2 separate regions of the Homo sapiens genome follow, and region 1 is linked to region 2. Evidence: chromatin loops called from intact Hi-C (ENCODE). Cell type or tissue: ascending aorta. All regions are shown on one strand. Links, peaks and the distances in the headings refer to the core of each region. The heading gives the core; the rest is flanking DNA.

Region 1 (7,338 bases), core at 1,240-6,239, 94 kb before region 2:
TGGCACATGCCTGTAATCCCAGCTACTCAGGAGGCTGCAGCAGGAGAATCGCTTGAATCCAGGAGGCAGAGGTTGCAGTGAGCCGAGATTGGGCCATTGTAGTCCAGCCTGGGCAATAAGAGCGAAACTCCATCTCAAAAAAAAAAAAAAAAGAAAAAGTTTGTTGACTTCTGGTCTAAAGGTATATATAGGCGTGTACATAAAAAAGGATCAAAAGAGAATATTAAAAAAAAGTTGATTTATTATGGTGGAGAGATTATATATGATTTCTATTCAAATTTTAAATTTTACATTATTACAGTGGGATTTGTTAAATATTTTTAAGAAAAAATAATTGAGAGTTTTTACTGTTTTTACAACGCATAGAATGATGATGGAGAAACAAATAGCAAATATGTACTATAGAGTTGTTAAATCCTGACTTGGAAATTCTAATACTCAGAATTGAACCAGACAAAATAATCAGAAATGCAGGGGGGATTACAAAGGTGGTTCTCATGGGATTGGTCATAATAACAAAAATGGAAATAACAGGGTAACCATTACCCAAATAATGGTATATCTCTATATGATGGAATATTACACAACCATAAAAAATACTTTAGAAAAAGCATTTCTTACTTTTGTAATCAGAAAAAAATAAGATGTTTAAAGGATGCAGTACTACTCACTGACATGGAAAACATTAATAATAGTGATATTGAAGTAAAATAAATTATAGAACATTTCCAAATACTTATTTATAAGTGTCATCTACATGCACTTACAAATACACAGAAAAATATGTCTGGAAGGATATTAAACTATACCATCAACAGTGGTTTAGGAAGTAATATTTGGGTGTACTTTCCCTTTCTCTCTAATACAATTATATTCAGTGGGTTTTGTTTTGTTTTTTTTTTTTTACAGCGAGCATGCAAACCAAGAGAAGAAACATATGCACATTTTTTCTCTAATGGTTATTAAAAGCTATTAAATAATTCAATAAAATGCATATGAAAAGCTGAATGCAAAATTACAGAAGGAATATAACCTCAACTTAAGGAAGAAAACATGCCCAGGAAAAGGATCTAGGAAATGTCAAAGCATTTTATTGCCTCTGGGTGATGACATCATGCATGATTCTTGCCTTATCTTAATGAACATATATTACTTGGATAATCAGGAAAATTTTAAAGTACAAATTTGTTAAAATAACTTTTAAAAAGAAAAGGATATTGTTACAGGCTTTACCAATCCATATTGCTCTCTTGAATCCCTTTATATTTGTCTCCGTTTCTCTCTCTCTGTCTCTCTCTCTGTCACACACACAACCACACACGCACAGTTTGTTCATGGCAAAACAGTGACTTCTATTTTTTTTTTGGAGAGGGGACAGAGTCTTGCTCTATCGCCTAGGCTGGAGTGCAGTGGCATGATCTTGGCTCACTGCAACCTCCACCTTCTGGGTTCAAGCCATTCTCCTGGCTCAGCCTCTCAGATAGCTGGGACTACAGGCATGTGCCACCATGCCCGGCTAATTTTTTTGTATTTTTAGTAGAGATGGGGTTTCACCATGCTGGCCAGGCTGGTCTCCAACTCCTGACCTAAAGTGATCCACCCGCCTCAGCCTCCCAAAGTGCTGGGAATTACAGACATGAGCCACTAGGCCCGGCCGACAGTGACTTCTATCAAACAAATTTTCCATTTCTGTTTCAAATGTCCTGGCCTCCTTCCTTCACAACTCACCAAAATCCCACATGTCATCTGAACTCCACACATAAGAGGGAAAGGAGGAAGAAGAAGACAAAAGCACTCAGGGATATATTACCTGCAAGGCTCCTCAAATTATGGAAAGAATAAAATACCCAAGTCCTTACAATGGCCTACAAGGCGCGCAGGTGCACACACACACACACACACACACACACACACACATACACACCTCTCTAACCTCATCTCTCACCACTCTCTCCATAACTCTTATATTTCCTTCAGTTCCCAACTCAAATATCATCTTATCTAGGAGACCTAACTTTAGCTTTCACCAACTTCACCAACTTGGTTTTGAAACCAAGTTTGACTATATTTGACTATACCTTGAGGTTTAGTCTAAAAGTGCTTTATTAAATTGGAATGAAATCATCAGAAAAAAAAGATCACGTGGTAGTTAGCTTCCAAGATGGCCCCCTGATATTCACACTCTTGGATAGTCCCTTCCCACACTAAATAGGGCTGACCTGTTAGCTAATAGGACACTGCAGAAACGACAAAGTGTGGCTTCCAAAGCTAGGTCATAAAAGACATTGAGGCTTCTGCGTTGCTCTCTTAGATCATTCGCTCTGGGGGAGTCAGCCACCATGCCAAGAAGAACACCCAGGATCCCTACAGAAAGACCCATGTGGTAAGGAACTGAGCCCCGACCTGCCAACAGGCTGCATCAACTTGCCATTCATGTATGTGAGCTGTGTTGGAAGCAAATTGCCTGGCTCCAGTCAGATCTTCCTATGACTGTAGTCCTGGCCAACATTTTGACTGAATTTCCTGAGTCACCTTGAGCGAGAACCATCCAGCTAAGCTGCTCCCAAATTCTTGACCTACAGAAACTACAAGAGATAATAAATGCTTATGTCATTTTAGCCAAGTCTCAGGATGAAACATCTCTCCTTTCTGCTCCTGTTCCTGCATGGGGACCCAGGAAATTTGGGCTGGCTGTACCTACCCTACCCTGACTGGGTAAATGGGGCAGAACAGTTTATATCTAAAGTTTATCTGAACAAGTCTTCCTTGACGTGTTTGGTGGGTCAGATTTTGCAACCCAAACTATTACTATGGTAGATGGCAGCCCCATTTCCACAAAGAAATAACAATTTCCAGGTAGAGAGAGTCATTCTTGACCCCATGCCCTGACTGCTTCATCACCATTGTTCCTTAGTTCTGTCTCAGCACTTTTCTGCCTCCATCAACCAGCTCAAATTCCACCAAGAAGCACTCTCAGTATATAAAGTATGAGCCATAATTTTAAGAGCATGTATGCTATGTATCTCTGTACATATGTTGTATGTGTTCATATATCTCTGTATGTATGTATGTTGCATGTATATCTGTATATACTTTGTGCTTGTATGTATGTTGCATGTGTCTATTTTTGTCTTGCTGCATGCACATGTGTATATCTGTATTTTGTATGTATATGTATGTCGTGTATGCATATCTTGTGTATATCTGTATTATGTTCTAAGTATATCTGTGTATTGTATGTTGTGTGTGTCTGATGTGTGTGTGTCTGTATGTTGTGTATATCTGTATTATGTTCTAAGTATGTCTGTGTATTGTATGTTGTGTGTGTCTGATGTGTGTGTGTCTGTATGTTGTGTATATCTGTATTATGTTGTGTATGTATCTGTATTTGTGTGAATATCTGTATGCATGTTGTGTGTGTTTCTGGTGTGTATGTGTCTGTATATTGTATATGTTTATCTGGTGTGTGTGTGTGTGTGTGTGCGTGTGTGTGTGTGCATGCATCTGGCCTTTACTATCCTGGGATTCGTACAATTTCCCTTCATAAGAACATTATCAATACAACTGATTCTTTATTTTCATAAGTGTGCTACAGTTACATAAGATGTTAACCTTAGGGAAAGCAGGTGAGAGGTATAGAAAAACTCTTTTGTGAATTAAAATGTTTCAAAATAAAGAGTTTTTTTAAAAAAGCAGCTTCCCGGATTAGTAGGAAAGTCAACCTTCCCCTTTCTTAGATCTAAAACATCCCAGGAGTGCTTAATTTTTGTCCAAGGCACCATCCTGATTGTAATTTCCTCTCCAGTGGAGTTGGAGTCAGGCCTGATGGTTTCACAACCATAGCCCAGATGGACAACCCTCTAGCTTGCCAAATGGACATTCCTATTTGCTGAACCTACAGGGTGACTGCCAGCAATCCAGATCCCCTTCCAGACTTGTGTCCTAAAACACTCAAAGGAAGATAAAAATAAAAGAGAATTCTTAGAAAAAGACAAGGAAAGAAAGACAAATTGAAGGGCCAATGGCTAATTTGGGCAGAACTACATGTTTAAGGACCCATGGGAGGCAAGATGAGGCCTCTGCCTGATGTTGAGTCTCCAGATCTAGGGTGGGCTGAGGGAGGGGTCCAGAGGAAGAGGCACAGAAAACTGAATGGCAGACTCAGGCCTTAGATATTCAAATCCTCCCTAGGACTGTGTGTGTTGCCATGGACTCCACATTTTACAGAGAGCTATTTGGGGTTTAAATATTCTTCCCCCTTCACCACTCCACAAATCAACTAAGACTCATTTGGGCAGGAGTGGATCTGCCCTGCCCTGCCTTGCTAGGCTGGAAACAAAGTGCTCAGCTCCTGGGGAGAGTGGGGTTTGTCCTTGCTCTCCGCTCACTAAGCAACCTGTTGATGAGCTTATAATTACCAGAACTGTGTGCTACAGAATGAATGTTCTTGGAGATTGTAATGATCGAAGTGAATGAACATGCTTCAACATTTGGAAACGTGCTTGAGAAGAATAATTGCTTTAAAGTGCTTCATAAATTGTTGCTAGGAGACCACATCAAGATAGGCCTTTTTACTTACAACTTGAAGTTCAACTGGCAGGAAATTCACCCATTCAAAATATAGATAAGCAAATAGAACAATTCAAAAAAGGAAGAATGAAAGACAGAAACCTGCCAGCTATTAGAGAAAATCTTCCACCAAAAACATAATGGAGAACAAGAGCCAAGACAATGTTGCTGGTCTTTATGGATTTGCATCTTCGTTCTTACGGGTTATGTGTTCTTGGGCAATTTCTTTGCATGTCTCATATTTTCAGTTTTCTCATCTAAAAAAAGTGGAGATATCAATAGCTCACTCATAGGATTAGAGATGACTCACATGTGGATGTATCCAGCACATAATGCTCAATATTTACTTATTTACACACACTTGTTCCAAAGCGTTTTGAGGTCACTTACAAAATTATTTCCTGACTAGTTTGTGTTGTCCCAAAAGCAGGCTCTGACACAATAAATTGGGTTTAGGTGGCTTATTTGGGAAGTGATTGCAGGAAACTTAAGTGAAATAGTGGAGAAAGGAAGACTGAAAAGGAACAAAAGTTCAAAGTTGCATCAGTGAGTAGGAAAGTCCAATACCAATAAATCCTACAGGGAACCCTCTGAAGCTCCATGGAGGACATGCCGCAGGATTATCCTGCCAAGGGATGGGGAAGCTGAGGGATGTGTCCACTGACTCTCATTTCTCAGGGGTCAAGGGTTGCACCTGGGGATCTTAAGTTCCCAGTACCTCCACAATGTCCTGAGCAGTCTGATAATTTCTGGTAGAACAGGAGCAAACCCTCTGGGTGAAGAGTAGGGAGCCACAAGCACATGAGGTAGGCACCTGTCCACGTGGCCAGGAGCTGACCCACTCAAGCTGCATGTGAACTCAAAGGTGGGCCAGAGTGATACAGGGCTAGGTATCAACAGAATCTGCTACACTTAGGATTCAACGAGGTAAAATTAGTTGATGAAGAAATTGAGGTCAAATAGAAACAAATACTCTGTGTTACTGAATCTTTAAAAAAAAAAAAGATTATTTTGTAGAAAGGCTGGCTGTAATGACTGACGACATTTTTTTTCTCTTTTCTAGACTTCTAATCAACACACTAGCCTGGAATTTGAGCAAGGATTCAATATTGCTGTGGGCAATATATGGTTAGGCAAATCCTTCATATATGTCAGTCCCATGTTGACCCAACTCTAGGGAATCTGGAACATTCTTATGGCGTTCAACTATGTTTGGACTTTAGGCCTGAAGCATTAAATTTGAAGTTTGGGCACCAAATAATAGTTGGAAATTACGTTCCCATTCTGCATGGATCAGGAAGGAAGTACATCAGCTACTTTCCTATCCAGCAGACCCTTCCCTGCTTGATAGCTGTTTGCCATCTGAACCAATAACAAGCCAGCAGGGCTCAGACTTGGCATTCCCTAGCATGGAAGAAGAAAAGCAATAAAAAATGTTAACCTCTAAAGTTTTTTCAACATGTCAGTTCCCCCCTTAGCTCTGGGAAGGGCATTAGCAGCACCATCATGCCCCATAGGAATGGAAAGCCATGTTGATGGCATAGACCAATAACAAGGGAATAGAGCAACGCAATATGACAGGAGCAGGCAGAAAGGCTGGCAATCCCTCCGCCAGACTCCCAACCTCCCAGCCCCCTTTCCAGGAATCATAAAGGTGAGATATGAAAATATGAGAAAGGATGAATGAAAAACAAGCAGGAGAAAGACCACCAGATATTATATGCCCCTGATGGAAGAACACAACACCACTTACGAAGTAGTCTGGCTAAAAAATTGAACCTGGGTCTGATATAGACTCTAGTTTTAATTACCAATGAACAGGAAATGCAAGGAACGAAGGAACATGTTAAATACCACTACAGGGATGAATGCAAAAACTCCAGACTGTGGGAAACTACTGAACAGAATCAGGTTTCCTCAACAAATACAGAGAAATCTATAGATTAAAAGAGACCTAAAAGATATATTGACTGGCTGGGCGTGGTGGCTCACGCTTGTAATCCCAGCACTTTGGGAGGCCGAGGTGGGCCTATCACGAGGTCAGGAGTTTGAGACCATCCTGGCTAACACAGTGAAACCCCGTCTCTACTAAAAATACAAAAATTAGCTGGGCATGGTGGTGGGTGCCTGTAATCCCAGCTACTCTGGAGGCTGAGGCAGAAATGCTTGAACCTGGGAGGCAGAGGTTGCAGTGAGCCAAGATCATGCCACTGCACTCCAACCGAGGCGACAGAGCTAGATTCGTCTCAAAACAAACAAAAAAAAGACATATTGACCGACGGCAATGTGTGAATCATATTTAAACAATGAAAATTATTTCAATCTTCCTTCAAACAAATTACGTAAAAAATAATGAGGCTGGGGGTGGTGTGGTAACAAATCATGTAAAAAATAATGAGGCTTCAGGAGGGTGAAGCAAGGGGATCCCTTTAGCCCATGAGTTCTAGACCCGGGCAGCATGGTGAAACCTTGTCTCTACAAAAAACGCAAAAATTTGCCGGGAATGGTAGCGTGCAACTGTAGTCCCAGCTACACGGAAGGCTGAGGTGGGAGAGTCTGAGCCTGGGAAGGTCGAGGGGCTGCAGCAAGTGGTGATTGCACCACTGCACTCCAGCCTGGGCAACAGAATAAGACCCTATCTCAAAATAAATAAATACATACAATAAAATATAATGAGTTTAAGAGAAAGGAAATTTAAACACTGGCTGAATATTATGATATTACGAATAATATGATATTGTTAATTATTTGGGTCATGTAATAGTGGTC
Region 2 (7,820 bases), core at 1,606-6,605:
GGTACTATTCAGTTCCTAAACCGCAAGATCCTGTGAAGGGGAGAGACCTAACATTTACTGAAAGCCTGGTATTAATCTCATGTGGAATCTGAGAAAGGGGTAAAATCACATTTAAAAAGTGCTGTTGCAAAACAGTTTACTTTTGCTAGGTCTATGCAGAATTTTAATTGGAAGAAACAGCATTAAATCCTGTTGCCACTTGGTTAAATCTGTTAAAGAATTATTAAAAATTTTCAACTCTTCGGTTTTCTGACTCACTTGAGAAACTTCATGGCTCATAACACATCTCACTTGCTTTCCCTGTACCAACAGGATTTAAAATTATTGAGTTGGCTCCCAAATTTTTCAATGTGAGGAGAAACTAATTGAGGTTATTGCTTTTTACTAACTAGTACAAATAAAAAATAGTCTTATTGGAATAGGCTTTGGAGTCACAGACTTGGGGCGGGGAGTGGGGGGGAGGGCGCCAAAGACTGATTGTGCAGGTGTGAAACCTTAGGCTGATTATTTAACTTCTGAGCCTGAGTTTCCTCATCTGTGAAATAGAGACGATACCTACATGAGCTGTTTTGAATGTAGAAGACATAATATTTGTAAAGCTTTGAGTCTAATGTCTGATTAATAGTAATCAATAACTGATGGCATTAACAATGGCAGCTAAAATGAAATATGCCACCATTAAGTCAAAATTTTAGTACGTATAAGGGAAAAAGAGTTTAATATTCTTTATATCCTTTTTAGTGGGAAGGTCCACTTGGTAAAAGGATATTTTAATAACAGAGAGAGGGTTAACTGAAAAGTATTGATGAATAATAATAACCAAGAATTGAGTGCATGCTGTGTGACTGGTGCTCACATTTGCTTCTCAAAACAGCCCTGTGAAGTAAGCCACCCCTCCTCCGCTAAGTGTTCCTTTGTCCAAGTGAGGGTGATCACTTTTGTTCTTCCATACTACTTAAGACTCTGTCAGTATTTTTTATATGTAACTCCTACCCTCTCTCCACTTCTCATTCCCAGTGAAAGAATTTCTGTGTATTTAGCACAGACGTGACCCACAGCAAGTTGAATCGACTTGTTGAGATGTTGAATCTTTGTATTTTTCTGGTCAAAAATGAACTATCTCTGTATGTTATAGATGAAAATTTAGGCATTAATGAACTGAATGTTGGTCTAAGGTAAAAATACTAAGAAAATAGTTGGGGATAAAGAAACTACACAACCAACCTGAGGCTTCTCCCTTTCTTCCCTCCCCATACATGCTGTTTGTTAAGACAAACAAATACAGCATTTCAAAGTAGCTTTTGCTTTATAAACTACCATAGAGTAAACGTAATGAATATCAAACATGTGTCCAAATTCTCTGTTTGGAAGCAGTTTTACTGTAATGGGTACTATTCAAGACTGAAATTATTTAATACAAAGAAACATTCTTTATTCACACTGTGAACAACTGTCTTCCAAAATACAGACCACAATACAGGCATTCTTATATGAATAATACAGAGAATTATGTCAAATTATTTTGCAGTTTTTCCTAGTCATAACAAAGTTTCCACAAAAGTGCGTTCTTGATCATAGATTTTAGAGTTGGAAGGAACCTAAGAGATCCAGACTAACTCCTTCCTGCCACCCAGAGATATGAAGCAATTTATCTAAATTCATGTAGCTAACTAATGACAGAGCCAGGGAGAGAACCAGTCCTTCATCTCTTACGCCACAATGCTACATTCCTCTGGGAAAAAAACTGCCTACTCATTCTTGGTTTTTAATGCTAGTTAGAGTCTTAGGGTAAGGTTTTTTTCCATGACTAACTAGTGCTCTTTTGTTTTCTGTGTGGGTGTTTGGGAACAAGCTAACTGGTTGTGTTTTTTGTTTTGTTCTGTTCATAACAATTATACAGTGTAAGGCAATAACAAAGCATTTGTTTAACACTTTAGGGGTTAGGAAGAAATTGTTTTAACTCCAATTCTCCGCCCTCATTGTTGATAGGCAGATATTTTAAAGTTGTGTTTTTTCATCTGGGGTTTGAATTCCCTAAATTCTTATGAAAATTATGTGAATATATGCTTACTTTTTTTCTTTGTTTGTTTTTGAGATGGAGTTGCGCTCTTGTTGCTCAGGCTGGAGTGCAATGGCGCGATTTTGGCTTACCACAACCTCCGCCTCCCGGGTTCAAGCGATTTTCCTGCCTCAGCCTCCCAAGTAGCTGGGATTACTGGCATGCACCACCACACCCGTTTAACTTTGTATTTTTAGTAGAGACGGGGTTTCTCCATGTTGGTCAGACTGGTCTCGAGCTCCCGACCTCAGGTGATCGCCCGCCTCGGCAACCCAAAGTGCTGGGATTACAGGCATGAGCCACCATGCCTGGCCTGTGCTTACATATTAAGAAAAGAATCTGTAGTTTTCATCAGGTTATCAAAGGATACATAGTTCAACACTATGGTTTTAGAGGGAGAGAGAACTAAGCCTGGTTGCACTCTATATATACTAATTGTACCAGAGGGCTCCCTTATCTCCAGCCCCCTCCTGCTCATGCCCTTTCCTCCTGACAAGACTTTTCCAAATAGCTTCCTGGATCTTGTCACGGAAGCCACTGGAGGCCTGAACCTTCTCAGAGGAACCTTTCCCATAGGTTTTCCAAGGATACCTTCTTTCTCCCTTCACTGCTTACTGTTTCCAGGAGAGGGTGTGAGACTCGGGCATTTTTGTTCATTAGAAAGCTCAGGGGGGTTATTTCAGTTAGATTTCCATTAAAAGGGATTTGTGAGCTGACCCGAGATCCTAAGACTATTGAAATAAGAAAAAAAAAAATGCAGTTGGAATTCCAGTCAATACTTTGCAAGTTAACTTTTAGAATGCCGCTAGTTCTGTAGTTCAGGATTCTCTGTGTTTGATCTAGAAACTAACATTTTCTAGGAACAAGATGAAAATGCATGGATTGTTTAGGAGCTGCACAGATCTGTCTATAGAAACTGAATTTTTTTTTGACTTAGATAAATCTACCCCTGAATAGGAATCCCGTTTTTGTTGTTGTTGTTGTTGTTGTTTGTTTGTTTTTGAGATGGAGTTTTGCTCTTGTTGCCCAGGCTGGAGTGCAGTGGCACGATCTTGGCTCACTGCAACCTCCGCCTCTTGAATTCAAGCGGTTCTCCTGCCTCAGCCTCCCGAGTAGCTGGAATTACAGCCCACCACCACGCCCAGCTAATGTTTGTATTTTTAGTAGAGACGGGGTTTCGCCATGTTGGCCAGGCTGGTCTCAAACTCCTGACCTCAGGTGATCTGCCCGCCTCGGCCTCCCAAAGTGCTGGGATTACAGATGTGAGCCACTGGGCCCGGCCTGAATAGGAATCCATTTTGATGGGCATCTTTCCTAGAAGAGAACATATATATAAACAGCACATTCTAACTTTTTTTTTAAGTTTAGCATCTGGACACACAAAGAAAAAGCTAGCATTAAGAGTGAAGTTGGAAGAGTGTATTCATTTATTTATTCATTTTTAAAAAGCCCTCACTGAGTACATATTATGAACCCTCAGGCATCATGTTAGATGCCGAGAAATAAGCCTGGTCTCTTCCTTATGACACTCACAGTCTGCTGGGACACAGCATAACAAATAAGAATGACAATTTAGCCTGCTAAAAACTCTAATACAGGTACCAAAAAAGCGATGAACTCAGTACCGGGCCTGGCCAGGAAGAGGGGTGGGAGTAGGGCCAGTGGAGTTATTAGCTGTGGGGGTTAGCATAAACGTCACAGAAAAGGTGACAAATATTTGAGTTGTGTCTTAAAGGTTCAATAGAAACTTGTTTGGCAAAGAAGGGCTCTAGCTATAGCTGGTGTATTTGTGCCCTTCTAACTTTAACTAAACTTAGCATTTAACACTCTCTTATTTTGTATTTCCAATTAGAGCTCCAAACGAGAATGGAAGCCGCTGGAGGACCGTAGCTGCACAGACATACCATGGCTGCTGCTCTTCATCCTCTTCTGCATTGGGATGGTAAGGAAACTCTCACAGATGGTCCAAACTGGACTCATGATCCAAGGGAATGACGAGTAGTTGTTTTAATGAGGGCAGTTGTGGAATATACCAGTCCTCATACAATTCAGTGGTATTTTGTGTCACTCTTGATTTGTTTTTCTACATGAAAACTGAGCTCAAATTAAGGAGCAGCTGGGACTCATATGCCATTCAATAGACCATTTCAGAAAGCAAATCATTTGACGTAAGTCTCTGAATGTTGATCTTGATAGAGTGGTGAGCAAAACAGTGACCATGAGTCATGAGCCCTGCATATTCACCCAACCCAGTCACACCAACTTGTTGGTTATCTTTAGGGCAGTCATTTCCTCTCAGGGACTTGGTGTTCCACAGTTCTTCCTAGATGGGAGGCTGGTTGCTCACTGCTCCTTCCTCCTTCTGCCTGTCCTAGGCCCCTGCTGCCTTCTGTGTCTGCTGTAATGAGTGGCATCTTTCGATTGGAGATGAAGGGACCTGGTGGTTTTCCAACGGCCCCTGCTGCCTGCTGTGTCTGCTGTAATGAGTGGCATCTTTCAATTAGAGATCAAGGGACCTGGTGATTTTCCAGTGGGTATAGAGAATGGAGGAGCAGAGTTGCTGGTATAAGGTATTAAGGATGTGCACATTCAATTGCATACTCACTCTGCCCTACAGGAGTTTCTGACACAGACTTCAGTGGCATTAGAGTCCCTGCCAGTGTGCTGGGCTGGAAAAAACATAGAAAACTGCTATTTTTAAAGCGGTCTGATATTTAGAAGTAGAAAGGACATGGAAATCCTCATCTAGTCCATCGCCCTTATTTTACAGATTAAAAACATCAAACTCAGAGATGGAAATTACTATCCCAAGGCCACACTGCTAGTTCATGACAGAGCTGAGAACAGAGCCCAGGTCTGTTCACTTCCAGATCAATGCTGTTTTCTAACACCCCATTTCCTCTTCCTCAAGGGGACTCTGCAGATACATTATTGCTCTCTCTTTCTTAGTCTTCTACAATTCAAAATGCAATTACACTACCTCAGGCAGCCTTGTTCCTACTCATGTGTATTTTTAACCCCCTTCTTACTATACCTTTTATAGAGTTTCTTTATGAAAATCTTGCTCTTTGTCTCCTCTGACTGCCCACCAGGCCAGCGCCATTTGTGAATCACAGAACAACTGTCATCTTGGCTAATAGGCACAATTGTAGGTACCAGTTCTGCCTCTGAGAAAAGGAAAAGAAAGCAATACATTTTAATGAGATACGATAAATCCAGTAAAATAAGGAGTGTTTATTTTAAAGATAAAAGCACCGTTTCACCAAATTTAGGATATTTAGGAAAGGTCAAAATACTCATCTCCTAACTTAATGACTTAAAAGATATTGCTCAAAAGTTTACTTAGTTTAATGGAATGGCAGCTGAAATATAACATGCATGAATGTTTATGCAGCGTGTGGAGAAAAAAAATTTTTTTTTTTTTTTGAGACAGAATTTTGCTCTTGTTGCCCATGCTGGAGTGCATGGTGTGATCTCGGCTCACTGCAACCTCCACCTCCCAGGTTCAAGTGATTCTCCTTACACAGCCTCCCAAGTAGCTGGGATTACAGGCATGTACCACCACGCCCAGCTAATTTTGAATTTTTAGATGGGGTTTCACCGTGTTGGCCAGGCTGATCTCAAACTCCTGACCTCAGGTGATCCACCCATCTCGGCCTCCCAAAGTGCTGGGATTACAGGCGTGAGCCACCGCACCCTGCCATAGAAAGATTCTTTGATAACAGAATTAGTCCACAGCCTTTCCCCACTCCCTGAATGTAACCCTGGGACAAATAGCAGCTGACCTTTCAAAATTGTTTACAAAAACATGTACCATGCCACCCGAGGTGCTTTGGATTTTCTGTGCTAAAACAGGTCAGGAAAGTGCAATCATTAATGTTAATAGGCTGATTTGGGAGTGACTTGAGACTAAGGAGTTATTTGTTTACTGAAACATTTTAATGCAATGGTAATTAATATAATGTTGATTTCAGTATGATGGTAATTAAGACCCACTGTGTGTACTTTTAAATGTTGGCATAGCATTATTTGTTTTCGAATGATTCCTTTAATGGATTACTACCTTCATGGAATTGAGCTAACATCGTATTTTGCCATGTGGAAATAAGAAATCTCAAAGTTCTATTCCTTGGCACAACAGAGATTCAGCATTTTTTGGCTTCTGAGTATTTGTTTTAAACGATTTTTAGACGATTTCTCTCTCTTTGGATTTCATTCTATAGTACTTTTAAAATAAACATTTAACAAACATTTGTTGGGCATTAATCTATGCTCAACACTTTAGTACGTGTATATATATATATCTGTATGTATCTTTTAAATTTTTTTCAATGAAATAGGTTTTATCCCCTGCTTATAGACAAAGTATAGCAAGGTTAAATATTAGCTTGTCTAAGAATATACTGCTGGAAATAAGTGGCAAAGATAGAATAGGAACTGGAACTTTCTGGCTATGTCCTTTTAATCGAGTGGCCCAGCTGCCTGCTTCTCTTACAGATTATTTCTTCTTAGTAATCTTGCAGCCTGACACTCAAACCATACCTTTATTCTCTGACTTTATTTGCAGTTTTTTGCTGATTTTTTGATACCTATGGTCTAGTTCTTAAATATTCTAAGATCTTGTCATCTTTCACTCATCTCTACCATTAAATCTTATACATGTTCATCTCTTCATCAATATTTGTACTTCTCTTTTATTTCTTCCCTTAGTTTCAAGGTTTTTCTAATGCTTGAGTTGTCTAGAACTTAGAGTGTTTTTCAAAGCAAGTTGCTGTCAGCCTTCTTAAGTTCTATCTTCTACATTTGAACTTTCATCACTATTTTGGAATTACTGGGCATATACTTAACTCTGCTCCAAAGAATTACTTGTAACATTGCACATTTGTATAAATATACAAATATAAATTTGTATATTTCATTAAGGCAGTAAACAAGTGGTTTTTAGCCCTAGCTGTACATTGGAATTAGCTGGGATCTCTTCTTTTTTTTCTTTTCTTTTTTTTTGAGACAGAGTCTTGCTCTGTCATTCAGGCTAGAGTGCAGGGTGCGATCTTGGCTCACTGCAACCTCTGCTTCCCAGGTTCAAGCAATTTTCCTGCCTCGGCCTCCTGAGTAGCTGAGATTTCAGGCACCCAGCACCACTCTTGGTTAATTTTTGCATTTTCAATAGAGATGGAGTTTCACCATGTTGGCCAGGTGGTCTCGAACTCCTGACCTCAAGTGATCTGCATGCCTCGGCCTCCCAAAGTGCTGGAATTACCGGTGTGAACCACTGTGCCCAGCCTAGAATTAGCTGGGATCTTTTCTAAAAAAAAAAAAAAAACCTAATTCCTCAGGCCTACCTCAGGGATTCTCATATAATCTCTGCAAACCTGATGTTCAGCCAAAGTTGAGACCCACTATTATAGGCACAGATAAACCACTGAAAAGTATTGAGCAAGAAGTGATATGAGTGGGTTTAGAAAGATGGCGCTGGCAGCTAATGTTAAAGATGGCTTGGAAGGTTGAAAGAGGTTTCAGGCAGATCACTCTGGAGGCTGATGTAATGGTCCAGATAAGAGGTGAAAAACCTGAAATAAAGTAGTGCTAAAGGAGAGGAAGAGAGAGATTGAAGAATTAGGATCCGTAACATTTATCAATGGTGTTATCAGTGTTGCAGACAAGTGAGAGACAGATCAAGGATGACTAAGAGGTTCTTGTGTTAGGGGTTCAGGATAGGTTTCTCAGCTCAAATCCCACCCCAGCTCCTCCTGGGTTCTCA

Evidence for each region. Peaks named below come from ENCODE experiments on the same cell type or tissue, not always from the same donor. Only the 100,000 strongest peaks of a DNase experiment are listed, where the experiment ranks them.
Region 1: it touches region 2 in a loop (2.9-fold over the local background); 2 of 110 quality-filtered maps call a loop at or near these places.

The regions. Positions count from the first base shown.
Region 1 is chr9:105,202,111-105,209,448 of GRCh38, forward strand. All of the region lies in intron 2 of LOC112268038 (a long non-coding RNA gene), which reads right to left. Among named protein-coding and RNA genes, the nearest start is that of SLC44A1, 39 kb to the right of the region's middle. In ascending aorta, for the core only: no CTCF peak of the experiment used is centred there; DNase peaks (open chromatin) are centred at 3,871, 4,302 and 5,297; H3K27ac peaks cover 2,032 bases.
Region 2 is chr9:105,295,309-105,303,128 of GRCh38, forward strand. It overlaps SLC44A1 (solute carrier family 44 member 1), which reads left to right. Exons shown (of 16, transcript NM_080546.5): 2 at 3,912-4,001. Among named protein-coding and RNA genes, the nearest start is that of SLC44A1, 55 kb to the left of the region's middle. RefSeq lists an enhancer at 3,668-4,867. In ascending aorta, for the core only: no CTCF peak of the experiment used is centred there; DNase peaks (open chromatin) are centred at 1,705 and 4,343; H3K27ac peaks cover 3,681 bases.